Regions from separate parts of the Homo sapiens genome. Here region 1 is linked to region 2. A link is a loop called in an ENCODE intact Hi-C map of the cell type or tissue named here. Cell type or tissue: B cell. All regions are shown on one strand. Links, peaks and the distances in the headings refer to the core of each region. The heading gives the core; the rest is flanking DNA.

Region 1 (2,921 bases), core at 263-2,762, 1.9 Mb after region 2:
GTTAGGCACAGAGTGGTCCTTCTAACTCAGAGTTAACAGAGACATGTTACAGAGTGATGTCCAAGCCGAGAACTGAGGGACATGTGGGTGTTGTCCACACAATGAAGGACACGGGGTACTAAGTAGAGGGAACAGCTTGTGGGAAGGCTCAGACTGGAGTCAGACCATACATCCCTTGTTTGTGAGGGCTGCAGGTGTTAAGCACAGTGGAAGAGGAGAGAGCAGGTGGGAACTGATAACATGTGAGGCCAGGGGCCTACACGGGGTCAGCTCATGATGAGACTGTGTGCCATGTTAAAGAGAGTATGTGGTAAGGCGCCCTGGCCCAGTGCAAGCATGGGCTGGCTTCCCACTGCAGTCAGCAAATCAATTACGCCCTCCACCGACTTTCGCCTTGTGTATTTAGAATGCATGGAGTTAGCCTGCCAAACATCTGCTCTCGCTATTAAGCATGCCATGGTAACCATTGCACTCCCGTGCGTCAGCGCCACCAGGATTGGTAATAATCACAAGTGTCAAAAACGAGAAAGAATGGAGAAGGAAAGCTGTGCAAAATCCAGCGGCAAGATGATTGGGCTGGCAGCTCCACTCCAGGGCCCCCGCCAGCTGCACCTTCTGCTGCCCCTGTTGGGGGCAGGGGAATTGATGCCGCTCTGGCCTCCTCTTGCCCCTTCTGTTGATCCCTTTCCCTGTATTATTCATCCACTGCTTCCACCGACATTGGAAAATGTGCCGTGCCTTTGCCAGAACAACATATGTGCCCCTGCGTCATTGTGTGTGATAGATAAACCCGCCAACAGCTCACCAGACCCAGGGGGCCTCTGGGTGAAGACCCCGCATTGACACAGGCAGGCAGCATGGTGTCCTGGCAGAGGTGCAGCTCTGAAGGCAAACAGACCTGGCTTAGGATTTCAGCCGCGCAACTGCACAGCCTTAAGACCTTGGGCAAAACTCTCACCCTCTCTCAACCCTACTTGCCTCATTTGTGAAATAAGAGGAGGAACACTTACCTCAGGACTGTTCGGGGGCTTAGAGATAATGAATGGGAGATGGCACAGCACCTTTCACAGAAGCAGAGTTCAAGGTTAGCTAGTATGATATTTTTTAAATTGAGCTCTCAAAAAAATGCTAGGCACAATGCTGAGATCTTTATTCAAATTATCGAATCGAATATATATATAAATATTATATATAAGTCTAGTTCTGCTGCTAGAGCCACATATAATAAAATAAGCCTGTTTCCTCTTCCAAACCAAAGCCCTTCAGAAAAGCAGGGCGGGCTCCCATAGCCCTCGAATCCTCTTTTCCCCAGGAAAAGGGTCCTGAGTCCCTGAGCAGGGCTCATGCAGCCTGGTTCTCACACAGCCACTCCCCGCAGGGCACCCTCCACGCTGGCCAGTGTCTCTCTCAGAGATGATGCCCAGGTGGGCTTTATGTCTTTCCTTCCAGCCCTAGGAGTCACTGCATTTCGGGGCGCACACGGAGGACCTGGGCCTGGAGCTGTCAGGGCTGGTGCCTTCATCCGGCACACACCCCATCGTTTTTCCTTCTGTCCCTGGACGCCGCCTCCCAGCCGAGAGCGCGGTAACATGGGCTCCAGCGCCCTCTAGTGGAAGGCGAAGGAAATCTGCGGTCAAGGAGCTCAGGATCAGCGTGGGAAGAGGGAGGAAGAGAGAAAGTGGCTGATTATCTGCGTGAAAATCATAATTATTAAAAATGCCCGCCCAATCCACCCCCGTAGCTGCCGTTAGTTTGTGTCTGGATTGAATGTCAGTCTCGCCAGGTTAGTGTGAGATGGGTGACTTCCCAGAGGACTGCTATTTCTAAAGTCAGTCAGGAAAGAGGCAAGGGTGTCCTCACCTCCCATGCTTTTAATTAAACCTCATTATCCACCTCCCCACCAGCGTTCCTTCAGCTATGCTAAGAATATAAGGAGAAGGCATATTTGAACATATCGGGGCCCAAGCATCAAAAGTAGAGTGATCCCGTTTGGCACAGCTGCCCCATAGGCTCTTGGGGGGGATGGCAGGAAGGGGTATGATGAGCAGGAAGAGAACACCCGAGGCAGTAGTGGGGGATTACTGGGAACAACATGAGGTTAGATAGCAACTTGAGTTGGCGCTCGGGGTTACTGAAATACCCACCACTGGCCCCATCCTCCTGCCTTATGCAAATGAGTGGCTTCTTTCTCTACCAATAACTTTCTGGGGGTCATTGGGCAAGTCGTTTCACCTCCTGGGCAAGGTAGTGTCAGAGGTCCTCCATTCAGTTGTAATATTCAGTGAATATTCAATGAGCTCTAACATCAGATGGTCACCAAATCAATTTCAGCCATCTAGCAGACTGCTGCCAGACTGGGCCACAGGTCTACTGCACTGTTTTTTGTTTTGTTTTGTTTTTGTTTGTTTGTTTGTTTGTTTGTTTTAGACAGAGACTTGCTCTGTCTCCCAGGCTGGAGTGCAACCTCCACCTCCCAGGTTCAAATGATTCTCCTGCCTCAGCCTCCCAAGTAGCTGGGATTACAGGTGCCTGCCACCAGGCCCAGCTAATTTTTGTATTTTTTAGTAGAGACGGGGTTTCGCCATGTTGGCCAGGCTGGTCTTGAACTCCTGACTTCAAGTGATCACTCGCCTCGGCCTCCCAAAGTGCTAGGAAAACATAGAACTAGAACTATCATCAAATATCTGATGTAGCATTGACGCCATGGTTTTCTTCCTTCATGGTAACAGGGCGGTCTTCAACAAGCCAAAAATGAAGAAAAACATGGAGGTTTTTTTTTTATTGCCTTCATTTAGTATCTTTACAATCAAAGGAGTTTACATGCAGGAATCAGACTCAGAAATTACACTGTCTTATCCCTCATATGCAGGGTTATATAATAACAGCTTTCCCAGATTAAAATTCTTCAATGGTTTCAAAAT
Region 2 (2,921 bases), core at 213-2,712:
TATATCTATAAGGAAATATTTTATTCAACTTTTTTTTTTGAGACGGAGTCTCTCTCTGTTGCCCAGGCTGGAGTGCAGTGGCGCAATCTCAGTTCACTGCAACCTCTGCCTCCCAGTTTGAAGCGATTCTCCTGGCTCAGCCTCCCGAGTAGCTGGAACCACAGGCATGCACCACCATGCCTGGCTAATTTTTCTATTTTTAGTAGAGATGGGGTTTCACCATGTTGGCCAGGCTGGTCTCGAATTCCTGACCTGAAGTGATCCACCCACCTTGGCCTCCCAAAGTGCTAGGATTACAGGCATGAGCCACCATGCCCGGCCTATTCAACTTTAAAAAGGGAGGAAATTCTGACATATTCTACAACATGGATGAATCTTAAAGACATTACACTAAGTGAAAGAGCCAGACACAAAAGAAAAATATTGTACCATTCCACTTTTTTCAGTTGCTTTAGTATAGTCAAATTCTTAGAGATAGAAAATAAAATAGTGTTTGGTTGGCAGGGGATAGAGAGAGAGGAGAAAGATCAGATTATTGTTTAATGAGTAGAGTTTCAGTGTGGGATGATAAGATCTGTAGCAACATGGTGGCCATGTTTACACAAAAATGTACATGTACTTAATGCCACTGAACTATATACCTAAAAATGATTAAAATGGTAAATTGTGTGTTGTGTGTCTTTTACTATAACTAAAAAATACCCAGATCTATAGACCTTTAGTGTTTTTACTCTTCAGCTAAAGTGAAGTATGAGGGTGGAAGAGAAAGATAAAGTTTGAAGTAGTTAGGTACCATTTGCCCTCCACAAATATAGCTGACATCTATAGCCCCAAATGGATATTACAACCAAGACAGAAATAATAATGTTCCTTCACCATTTGGGAGGGCACCCTCTAGAATAGTATTGGGAATTACATATTTGTAAGGGATTTGAATGTGTTTTTAAAATCTTCTCAGAGCTTATAATATTAGATAATATTATTAGATAAATTATCACAAGGGTCCATCAGCAATACAATGGGGGCAAATATTCAAGCCCATCCTGATCAACGGGTGTAAGTGTTCCTCACTGTGGAAGGGAGGAAAAGAGCCAATACCTTAAGAAAGCACATATAATTACTTAAAGAAAATAAAATACTGTTTAGGCAAGAAACATTCGGGCTGAAATAGTCTTACTCAATGCTGGTTTGGGGAGCCTATAGAGGTTACCTTTACAGCCTACGTGAGAATTGGCAAAAAAAAAAAAAAAAAAATTTTACAGATTTTAAAATATGAATAAGTAAACTTCCAGAGTAAATATTATAAATATACATTTGACTGTTTCATCTACAGCCTTAAAAGTGTATACATTAAAATAAACTGATATTTCAGGTTGCCTTTTGTTTCGGTAAACAGAAAATTTTCTTTTTATGGAAGAAAATGGCAATAACAAGCAAGTATGGCTGAATCAGTAATGAGAAATAAAAAGAGGGAAGCTAGGAAATTTAACATAGATTTAGTAATCAGAATATGCATTCTTCAAATTGTAAGCACTGACTATTGTTTTAAACAAGCCTCTTGAAGAACACTTTAACAAACAATAGAGTAAGTGGTTATGTCAGAGGTGCTGGAACCAGAGCAACTCCATCTTGAATAGCGCTGGGTAAAATGAGGCTGAGACCTACTGGGCTGCATTTCCAGATGGTTAAGGCATTCTAAGTCACAGGATGAGACACGATGTTGGCACAAGATACAGGTCATAAAGACCTTGCTGATAAAATGGTTGCAGTAAAGAAGCCAGCCAAAACCCACCAAAACCAAGATGGCAACGAGAGTGACCTCTGGTCGTCCTCACTGCTACACTCCCACCAGCGCCATGACAGTTTACAAATGCCACAGTAACATCAGGAAGTTACCCTATATGGTCTAAAAAGGGGAGGCATGAATAATCCACCCCTTATTTAGCATATAATCAAAAAATAACTATAAAAATGGGCAACCAGTAGCCCTCAGGACTGCTCTATCTATGGAGTAGCCATTCTTTTATTCTTTTACTTTCCTAATAAACTTGCTTTCATTTTACTCTATGGATTCGCTCAAATTTTTCTTGTGCGAGGTCCAAGAACCCTCTCTTGGCATCTGGATCAGGACCTCTTTCCGGTAACAGTTATATTGTGAAGAGCATCAATACAAACTTATAAGAGGGATTTTTTTTTTTAACTTAACGTTACACAAATGACACTTGAGATAAGAATAAAATTTTGAGTGACAGTACAGATTCAAAAATTGCTGTATCTCAAACAACCTAGTTAGAAATGAAGATATATTTGGAAAGCTGTGTTAAACGATCAAAAAGTGATTCTAGTGATAATGTAGATACTGACATTAAATATGCACTGAAGAATTCAAATAAAATTATATAATTAAATATGAGAATAGGCAAAAAAAATTTAACATCTCACAGGTTTTCAAATTGAATGTTTAACTAAACTTACAAAGTAAATATCGTAAGTATACATTTGACCATTTCATCTATAGCCTTCAAAGTTTATATATGAACTGGTATTTCAGGTTGCCTTTTATTTGGGTACATAGAAAATTATCTTTTAATAGAAGAAAACAGAACAAGGGAATTTTTATGAATATTCAGTAATCTTTCCAATTTGATTCATATAACTGAATATGTATGCTGTTTGGCGTTAAGCACTGACAGATATGAGAGGGACTGGCAAATATAGAAAGTACCAACGTCAACGGAGCACACCAGATTCCATGTGACCTCTTTCCAGAGGCAACCAGGCATCATTCACATATTCCAAAAACATCTGTTCTCTGGTACACTGCCCAGGGCCCTCTATCATGGTGAATCCTCCAGGGTCACATAAATAAAACCAGCACAGCACCTTGCCCAACAGAGGAAGCCACCAGCATTTGCATGAGG

Evidence for each region. A loop is a pair of places that touch in the nucleus more often than their neighbours do. Peaks named below come from ENCODE experiments on the same cell type or tissue, not always from the same donor. Only the 100,000 strongest peaks of a DNase experiment are listed, where the experiment ranks them.
Region 1: it touches region 2 in a loop (11-fold over the local background); 57 of 110 quality-filtered maps call a loop at or near these places.

What each region holds. Positions count from the first base shown.
Region 1 is chr1:59,970,246-59,973,166 of GRCh38, reverse strand. No RefSeq gene overlaps it. Among named protein-coding and RNA genes, the nearest start is that of CYP2J2, 45 kb to the right of the region's middle. In B cell, for the core only: CTCF peaks have their summits at 1,407 and 1,614 (motif pointing left); a DNase peak (open chromatin) is centred at 1,596.
Region 2 is chr1:61,865,907-61,868,827 of GRCh38, reverse strand. The region is part of intron 20 of PATJ (PATJ crumbs cell polarity complex component); the gene reads right to left. Among named protein-coding and RNA genes, the nearest start is that of MIR12132, 21 kb to the right of the region's middle. In B cell, for the core only: no CTCF peak of the experiment used is centred there; no DNase peak of the experiment used is centred there.